Linked DNA regions of Homo sapiens: region 2 is linked to region 1. Evidence: chromatin contacts called from ENCODE Hi-C or POLR2A ChIA-PET data. All regions are on one chromosome and are shown on one strand. The core of a region is the stretch at or near the end of the contact, and the rest is flanking DNA. Distances in the headings are between cores, read along the strand shown. Region 1 overlaps ZNF618 (zinc finger protein 618). Region 2 overlaps ZNF618 (zinc finger protein 618).

Region 1 (4,602 bases), core at 1,443-3,942:
TGATTTTTTATTGCAGCCATATAACACGGTCATATTTTCTGCTAGTAAAATTGTCCCTGGGTCATACAATGGAATCAAATTGATCAATATTTCACAGAGCTGTTGCAAAAAAAGCTTTCGGGTGTTCCTGCCCTTCTCTCCAACACTGCAATACACACACACAGTCACACAGACACACACACACACACACACACAGACACACGCGCATGTCTCAGAATGGCCCACCTTTGTCAGCACAAAGAGATAATACTATCTCCTTATATAGCTGCTGCCATAAAGATAAATGTGATAAATACTATAATTATCATTATTCATTCACTCAACGAATATTTAATAAGCATCTACTATGTCTAGCCCTTGCTGGGAACAGAGGACATAGTAATGAATAAAGCAAACACAGGCTGTGCCCTCATGGGGATTATTCATTTCCTTGGTTAGCAAAATTCTCTACCTGGTTTACAGGGTCGTCCACAAGAATAGCTAGTATCTGTCTGTCTGTCTATCTGTCCATCCATCTACCTCTCTCTATCCCTCCCTCCTTTCCTCCTTCCCCCAGAAACCCCACACACACCTTTTATGTCCCACCACTCCCCAAATACTCCCTGCTCAAGTAGACCACCTAATATTTTCAGCTTCCCTCAAAAGGTATTTTTAAGCATCTTGAAATGCCATTTGCATACAAAGCCTTGGCTAATTAGAATCTTTCTACCTTTTCCTTAGAGTCTCGGATGGCTTTATCTTTCCCCTTTACCAATCTCAGCATTAACTACCCACAAGCCTGCACACCTCCTCCAGCTGGTGTCCCTGACCCTCCTCAAGCCACCAGTCTCCCCCCAGTTCCTCCACCCCTTCACCTTGGCATCCACAAAGCTCAAAGGGAACCAACGGCCTGACTTCTCAGGGGCTCATCTAGTCCTTCATCTCATCTTTGACAGTAGCGGATGTCAACAGCAAGAACCACTTCCACTATTTCAGAATCTTCTGCTGAGGTCCACCATACGACAGGCAGGGCAGAAGCTTTGAGTGACACCTGGCTGGTGGCTAGAAAGCAACCTCAGATGCACTCAGTGATGCCGACCATAGCAGGCAGCAAGCTACATGGAGGCCAAACTCCAGCGCCTTGCACAAAGCCTGATGCATAGTAGGTGCTCAATAATGGTCAGTTGCTGCTAAAACTGTTTATCTTTGAAAGTTTTGCTAAGTAAGGTAGAAGATTTTCCCTCTATAGTTAAATGAAGAGAAAATGAGCAATTTTATGCTAACTGTGCCCTTAAAATATTAGAGAAAACTGTTCTTAGACAGGGGTGCAAATTTCAAAGGATCAGGGGCTATGCAGGTAAGTTTCATGAGCCAGTCAGGTTGGAGGCCAGTGCTGGGAAGATGAGGGGGCCAGTCAAGCTCGCTCCTACTGACTGTTACATCCAAGTTGTCAAAACAGGTGGGACATCAGAATTTTTAAAGATGAGCAACTATTGTGGCCAGATGGTGTTTGATCTCTGGTTCAACCTCTGTTTAAACACTCCTCCCTTCCCCTACCCAGCCCTCTCTATCTTGTTACACCCGTTTGGAACAGAAAAGATGTTTTTATAATTAGCATAGTGTTTATATTCCAATGGGAGCATTCAAAAGGCTTAAAAATAGAATGATTCCTTACACACCTTAGAGCTCTTCCCCTGAAGATCTTCTTTACACTAGCATTTTCCCTAGCAAATCTTTTGGAAAGGTCAACTGCAGTTTACAAAATCATAAACCGGCAACTCCGAATGATTGGGATTTTGTTGCATACACTGAGGCAACTTTAAAGTCCCACCCAATGGGTTCTTCTGCTTCAGTGCTTAGTGGCTCTGAGATTAATGGCTCTACAGAGAAGCGCACGTGAGGAGAGCCCCAAGGTGCCTATATCCTGCGTCTTGAAGGCCTGGCTGCCAGAGGGAACCAAAAGAGGCTCTTGGAATTTGGCAGGCCTCTGGGATCCTGGAACAAACATGGACTTTGGTTTAAGGAAACCCGACTTAGAAGACTTAGACACTACCTTGCTAAGGGCCAATTTATCCCATTTACAGAAAGGGTGTTCTCATCACAGAAAGAACCGGGGGAGCAACCGCCTTAAAAAGCAGCTCTCTCCTGGGGTAATAACTCAGTGTTCATGTCTCCTTATATTAGCCAGCAGCATGTTAAATAAAAAGTGTGCTTAGAGGGGGAAAGGGTGGTCCAGGTTGGGGGAGGCTGAATAAACAAAATTCATCTATTTTCTTTGCTGCAGGACTTTTCAGAGCCTTTAAAGACCCAATGGCCACTGTGAATTTCTAAGACACAGTGTGTTCCATTCACAGGTTTATCTAGCCCTCAATTCACCTCCACCTTCCTCTCCCATGTCCCCGTGGAGCATACAGCCTGAGCCACATTTCAGAAGTAAGGGCAACAAGCCTCAACTTCTAAGATTAGGAGAGAAAGGGACTTGCCAAAGATCCACAGCTCATTAAGTCTACCCTCAAACCCAAGACAACAGTCTTTCCACAGCACCCACCCTCCCTCCCTCAAGACCATTGCTGCCTGCCCTACTGGTTTAGCCAAACAAGATCTGACCAAAGATAGACACTGACTGCAGTGTTCAAGAACCAAGGAGTGATATCTGCCAAGTTCCCAAGCCTGGCATAAACTGCTGAAAAGTATGAAGCAACAGCTGGGCCCAGAGCTGCAGGATCTTGGCTCTAAGAGGCCTGCCTTAGTGGTCAGCCAGCAACTGCTTTCATACCTCCAAGGGTAGGGCTGTCGCCCCCTCCTGCAGGTTCCTCACAACTGGATACTGGCTAAAGAACATTGCTAGTGTTTTCTTTCCCGTGACTCCAATGCTGCACATTGCAGGGTTTGTCAGGGGGATGTAGCTTTATGTTAAATCTATCTGCAGAAGAAGGCGGTCAACCGCACAGACTTTGAGGGACAGCAATCCTGAATTCAAATCTCAACTCTACCACTTACCAGTTAACACTGAGATCGCTTCAACCCTGTGAGCCTCAGTATCCTCATCTGTAAAAGGGGGGAATACCACCTCCCTGCGTGTGGGCAGGTGGGCACTGAGTGAGATTCTAGGGGCAGCTTCCCTTCACTCAGCACAGGCGTTAGAGAAAGCAGCTCTTACACGTGGCAGCGGTTCCTGGTGAAATCCACTCTGCTCACTCTCCCGTTTCCAGAGTTTGAACCTCCCTTATAGATCACTTGCCCTGACAGCTGCCCCTGGAAACTGTCCAGATGAACTTGCTGTGAAGGAAGAGCAGAGACCAAGCAGAATGTCTGGAGTAACAGCCGCCTCTGACCTTGGAGGGTTTTCTTGAAGGCCCAAGGTTCCCTGGTACAAAACAGCCCAGGCCAGAAGAGATCAGAAAATCCTCGTAACTGTTGCTAAAGGGATGTTAAAGCGCTGGTCCATCACTTAACTGTACAGATGGGGAAAATGAGGCCAAGGGGGGTGGGATCTGTCTTGGCACCCACAGAGGTCAGTGGCAGCACCAGACAGGGCCTCTGACACCTTCCCATCCCTCCTTTGGTGCATCCCACGACAGGGGAGGAAGACGAGGGGAGGAACTCTAGGAAGGTGATGTGGCATCCCCAACCCTCATCACGTTCCACTGATTTTTTAATAGACTTTAACAATTTACTGACACCAGCAGAGCTTATAAAATAGTTTAATTGAATTAATTAGGCAGTCCCGACTTACTCCTGAGTTCCCCCTTTGGCTCCGGGGAGGCTGTGCCTGCTGCCTGCTTAACCCCTTGCATCCTAGAAAGACTGTCACTCACTCACATTTAAAATGATTCACCATATTCTCTGACAGTTTCTTTCCTAAACTGGCTCTTACCCTGGCCCCACCCATATCCCAGCACTAAGCACACGTCTGCTGCCTGCATCTGCCAGGCCTGAGTTGCTGAAATCCCATCCTAATCCCATCCTAATCAAATTTAAATGGAGGAGATCCCTTTGTGTAGATGAATGCTGCCTTCTCCTGTATGTTCTCAGGGGACAGGGGCAGCAAGAGTGGGATCAGTGCCCCAGCATGGGAGCCACTCACTGGTCTGGCTGGGAAATGGCCACTCCTCACCATTCCTCCAATCTCCTTAGCCTCAACTTCCCTTGAAGCAGAGGCTGGCTCCTGCCACACAAAGTGTGGTCGGTGGCAGTATCAGCACCAGCTGAGAGCTTATTAGAAATGAAGACTCTCAGGCCCCGCCCACACCTGCTGAATCAGAATCTCTGGGGGTGGGGCCCAGCAATCTGTGTTTCAGGCCCTCCTTCGCGTTCTAGGACAAGCTAACACTAAAGAAGTGGTCTGGGTGATCAACAAGACTCCTTCTAGATTGAAAAGTCTGAGAAACAATCTAAAACATGAAAATGAATTCACTTACAAGATATTCTTTTCAGCAATATTTACAATAAGGAAAACCTGTAAATAGCAAAACATCCCCCAAAACAGGCCACTGTTGGGCTGTCGAGGGTACAGCCACCTCATGGAATACCCGCAGTCAAAACCCTCAAGGCTTGCAATAACACTGGGAAACAGGAATCTTATAATGTTGAGCTTTTTTAAAAAAATCAGGAGAGAATTTG
Region 2 (4,976 bases), core at 568-3,067, 79 kb before region 1:
CCTGGGAGGGTGGCCAGAACTCCTCCTTTCCGAGTGGCTGCAGCAAAGAGCTGAGTGTTGGTTCTGGCAGGCTCTTGTGTGAGGCCCTGCCAACAACCTATTGAAACAGGAAACGAACTATCAGCTGGCACGATGAAGCAGGACCTGGCACCTACGCTGCCTGGGTCTGTCACAGGCTGAAACCCACGTGGCTGTGTCTGAATGACTGTCAAGCTCTTCTGCTGCTCCTTCCAGCGCCATAGCCTGGCTGCTGCCTCCTGGTTGGAGCTCCTTCCTCCTCTTTTCCTGGCTCTCTGGGCTGCCCTATGTGTGTGAGAACACCTCTGTACCTCGGTCCTGAAAGCTTGCTGCCTAGAAACATCCTTGCAGAATCCAGTCTCCCATCTATCTCATCCTTGACTCCCGCTCCTGCACTTTGTCCAGTGACCCTCCCTGATCACCTATGTCAGGACGGGGAACTCACTCCCTCACAGGCTTATGTCCAGTTACCAAACAGTTCCCATGATCACACGAAGTCCTTCCTTTTACTGAGTTGAAATCCCCTCCTGGAGACTTCTCCGTATTGGCTAGGACACCCTGGAATGTGTCTGCTCCATGCGCACCTTGCAAAATGCTGTAAGTTGTGAATATTTAGATTCCATTATCCCCCTCTTCAGGTCTCCACTATCGGGGAATAACCCAGTTGGTCCCTGTCCCTCATCTGAAGAGGGGTCAAGTCTGGGTCACTCATTCCCTCCACGGTCTCCTGCACTGCTACTGAGGAAACTCAGTTAAGTCTCGGGTCTCTGGGCCCCTACTGCTCTCCCTGGACTCCCTCATTAGTAAACACCTCAGGATTAAGGACCAGTGGTTTCACAGCATAGGAAAGAGTACCCACTGCTTAACAGTACACCTGGACCACCATAATGGGATGCGGGCATCCTTATCTCTCAGAGCCAGGAAATAGTCTAAGGGCTGGATGCTCTCACTGTTGTAAACCCAACTTGCCTTATCTTCATCAAGAAGAATGGCAAGTAGGTTTCCACTTCTAATTTTTCAATTCTAGCTGACTGGCAGAGACCTCTTGGCATACTGTGTTGAGAAGGATTCTGAGGTGCATCATTGGACAATGTACAGTAATCAATTCGCAGTGTCTGCCATGAACATGGGACTGCCATGAACCCGGAGCGAGGCTGGGTGAGCGAAGTCCTCAGGAGGCCCTTGGCACGGCAGGAGCAATGGTAGTGCCTTGTGTTTGCTCCTCCTCCTAGAGGAGCCCCTGAAACCTCAAGTGTGGTCTGCCCTTCCTTCTTGGGGCTGCTGTACAGAGCTGTTCCTGCAGCCTGTCAGATGGGTGCAGGCGTCTGTTAACTTCCTTTCTTTCATTTCTGCTTTTATCCAGCAAAGTTATTAAGTTTAGTATCTATCATCTCTGCTCTTCTTACTATAAAAGGAAGCTCTTGGTCTTGCCCCCAAACCCTGCACCAGCTCCAATGGCAGTGACTTTCTTTCTCGGAGTGAGAGACACCCTTCTCAGCACAGGGAATTCTCTGGGCAGCAGGGAAGCAGCAGCAACCATTGCGAACTTGGCAGCCAGCCTCCTGGGCACTGATGCCCCTCCTGACTCCAGCAGGAGAAGCTGCCAAATGCCATCTGTGTGTCCATGACCCGGGCTCCCCCACGGGAAGTGCCTTGGATGATGTTTGTGTCACTGGGAACATTGTTTGTCTGATGGCTATTAAAGGGCCAGTGTGGACTCGGGGAGGCTCCCTCATGGCGCAGCACTGGGTGACTGAACAGGAACACTCTTCTACTCAGCAACAGAGCCCGTCTCTGAGCCCGGAGCGAGGCTGGGTTAGCGAAGTACTCAGGAGGCCCTGGGCACCACAGCACCCAGCACTCCCCGCCAAGTGCCCCAGGAACACGTTAACTCCCCCATGCCCGGTGACCAGGACAACGAATGCACACTGCAGCAGGGGCTCACTTAAAAGCAAGCTCTAACCAGCACCCCACCCCAGCCAGGTCCCTGGGAGAGCTTTCCCTCCTTCATACACTTTCAGAAGCAGGTAGGAGGTAGGTGTTGTGGTAGGCCCTTCATAACACGAAAGAAAATGTCACCAACTTCCTGGGTGACCCTGGGCAACTCTCATCCTTTCCTCAGGCCTTGTCTGCCCCTCTATAAAATAAGGAGGTCATGGGTACCAAATTGACAGCATGCATAGCTCCACTGCCCACTTCTACATCCAGGGCAGACACCAACAATCAATCATGCCACCCTTTAGAATCCTCAACAGAGAACTCCTTACAGCCAGTAGCAACTGCTTGGACTTAACCCACAAAATCTACTTGCCATCTTGAGATGAGAGGAGTCCAAAAGGTTCAACTCTAACACTGATTTTGTTTTTAAATGCCTTTCTTTCCTGGTGATGAGGCCAAGCCAGCTTCCTCTGAGCCTGACCCTTGGAAGAAAACCCCCATCCCTAGGCAGAAAAGCCTGACTTCCAGCATGCAAGATGAGCTGCCGTGACAGCAGGGAGCACTCTGGCCCTGCTTCCGTAGGGCTACACCATGGCAGCTCCACACGTCCCTTGTCACTGGGGCTTCTACATCTTTTTCACAGGGGTCTGCCCAAAGCAGATTACAAGATCCTCAAAGTCCCTGAATTGGAGGGAAGCAGTACTAGAAGGAACACCAAGGTCCAGACAGGTTTCCCAGTCCAGTTCCCAGGGGAGAAAACTGAAGCCCACTTGGAATCCCTGTCTTCTAATACCTTATCCTGCACCGACTTTATTCCCCATCCCATCGTTTCAATATATCACAATAGCTTACTTCTTAGATGGGAAAAAGCAGAAACAATGACTATCCCTTCCTCTTGAAGAGGCATTTTATACTGTTAATATTAGTAGTACTGAGAATACTAGCTACTTGTTTACTAAGCACAATGTTGAGCACTTCACATACATTATCTCATTGAATACTCAGATAGCCTGATGATTTCATAATTGTAAGAACTGAGACAGACAGGGCCTGAGGTAGCACACCAGTTAAGTCATGGAGCCTGGATTCACTCCCAGTCCAAGGATCCCAGCTCATTCTCCTCAGGCAACACTGTTTCCTTCCACTGCCGCCTTGGATGGCCACGCCCATGAGGTGGCCGGGACAGGGGCCATGCCTCATGTAACACAGGAGGACACTAAGGTACAGTGAGGCCAAGGACCCTGCTGCTGAGCAGCAGCTCAGCTGGAATCAGCATCGGTGGCTGGCATGAGGCTCACGGGTCCTGGGGCTCTCACTGTGCAGGCAGCTGGCCTAAGGAAGATTCCCAGCATTTCCCTGGCCTAGCTGCCCAGAGCTTTCCCCACTGAATCCAGACTGCTGGCTCTATCCCAGGATTCAGATTCAACCATCCTTTCCTGGGCATCTCCTGGTGAAGGGCAGAAACAGCTACTGGGTCTAATGAGTCTTAACACACACAGATACCAAAGAGAGCAAGTGCAGGTCTTCTCCATTAACTAACAAATCCACCAGTGATTAACACAGTCCCTGGCCTCAGGGAGTGAATACTGATGGAGAAACGTCAGCGCAGGCCCCTGAAAAGACTCACTCTCTCATTCCACACTGGCCTAAGTCACTCCTGCGCCTCCCCAAACATTCCTGGTTCACCCCTATTCTGTCACATGGGAGGACGGCATTTCCCAGCCTCTTTGAGGTTGGGTGGGGCCGTGTGACTAGTTCCAACCAATGACTGTGAGCGGAATTAACACCTCTCTCTCTGGCTGCAGCAGTTAATTGCCAGCGTAAGTCTCTCCACAGCGTGCTTTCCCTCTGTCACTTGGCTGGCAGCATTCTACATGACAGCTTTTAGTCTGGGACCAGAGGGGAGCAGAGGTCCCTCTTGACCCACAATGGACGTGTAGTGTGAACAAGAAATAAACTGCTGTGGTTTTGAGCTACTAAGATATCTTGTACCTTTCAGGATCTTTTGTTACTGCAGCATAACCTGGCCCCACCTTGACAGCTGCAGCACCAGTGTCAACATTACCACTCCCAGAAACCAATACTTTGTTTGGTATTACAGAGTGGAAGCAGGGAACATGGAGACATAAATCAGGCAGGTCCTGGAGCCCCAATCTCTAGGGGTTTCCACTTTCATGGAAGAGGCAGGCACAGACAGGGCCCCTCTAATCTAAAAAGAAAGTAGAAAGTGCACCAACTGAGGAGCAGGGTAGAAACAGCCCACTCTCACCAGAAGAGATCAAGGAAGTCTTCTGGGAGGAGGTGGCACTGGAGTTGGCCTCGAAGGATAGGTTGGATTTGGGCAAGTGGAAATGGGGGAAGGCATTCCTGGGAGAGGCAACAGCATACACAAAGTACAGGAAGAGCAGACTACACTGGAATGAAAGGTCTGGGAAGACCAGAAGCAAGAAATGGGGCTAGAAGGTTCAGGTTATGGAGGCTCTTAATGCTCTGGCCTCGACTCTAGAGACAGTAGGGAGTCCCAGGGTATAAGCAGGGGAGCAACATGGTCGGTGTTCTGTTTTGGCCAAGGCCTCCTGGCAGCCAGGGCAGGGGGCAGGCAAGCTGCAAAAGCATGGCTGTTAGCAGGATGCTGCCATGACCCAGGTGGGGCTGAGATGGCCACAACCAGCAGGGAACAGCTGGCAAAGGGAGTTTAAGGATGATTCTCAACAACTGGGAAGAAAAGGCACCAGGACTTGAGTCTAAACTTGCAGAAACGAGGCCATGGTGCCGCATACAGGATGTGCGCCAGGAAGATGGAGGTGCTTGGAAGTCAGTAGGAGGTGAGCCAGAGCTGGACCAGGAAGGCAGCAGAGGCTTGGACAGCAGCAGCACTTCTAAGAACACACTGAGCCTTGGAAACATGGAGTAGGGAGTGGAGGGAAGCAGAAATCTGGAGCCAGACCAGGCAAGGCCTCCACGCCAGGAATGAGGACTTTATGTCACAGACCAGGGGTTGCAAACTTGTGCCCACAGGG

The links. Hi-C counts contacts between places; a loop is a spot of excess contacts on that map. ChIA-PET counts read pairs that join two places held with the same protein, here RNA polymerase II (POLR2A). Pooled maps may share reads with other maps.
Region 2: a loop to region 1 is called in a map of aorta, with 2.3 times the contacts of the local background. The contact joins two enhancer-like sites. A Hi-C loop is called at or near these places in 4 of 168 maps with a recorded cell type or tissue (aorta, ascending aorta, endothelial cell of hepatic sinusoid and 1 more) and 3 of 50 pooled maps. POLR2A ChIA-PET finds 5 or more read pairs at or near these places in 1 of 52 experiments (H1).

The regions. Positions count from the first base shown.
Region 1 is chr9:113,911,666-113,916,267 of GRCh38, reverse strand. All of the region lies in intron 1 of ZNF618 (zinc finger protein 618), which reads right to left. Among named protein-coding and RNA genes, the nearest start is that of ZNF618, 38 kb to the right of the region's middle. Within about 2 kb of position 2,692, at least 6 of the 41 ENCODE cell types and tissues checked have a DNase peak (open chromatin) inside an H3K27ac peak, as active enhancers do; they include ascending aorta, where a contact is called at or near this core.
Region 2 is chr9:113,989,457-113,994,432 of GRCh38, reverse strand. All of the region lies in intron 3 of ZNF618 (zinc finger protein 618), which reads right to left. Among named protein-coding and RNA genes, the nearest start is that of AMBP, 86 kb to the left of the region's middle. RefSeq lists an enhancer at 4,675-4,976. Within about 2 kb of position 1,817, at least 13 of the 41 ENCODE cell types and tissues checked have a DNase peak (open chromatin) inside an H3K27ac peak, as active enhancers do; they include ascending aorta, where a contact is called at or near this core.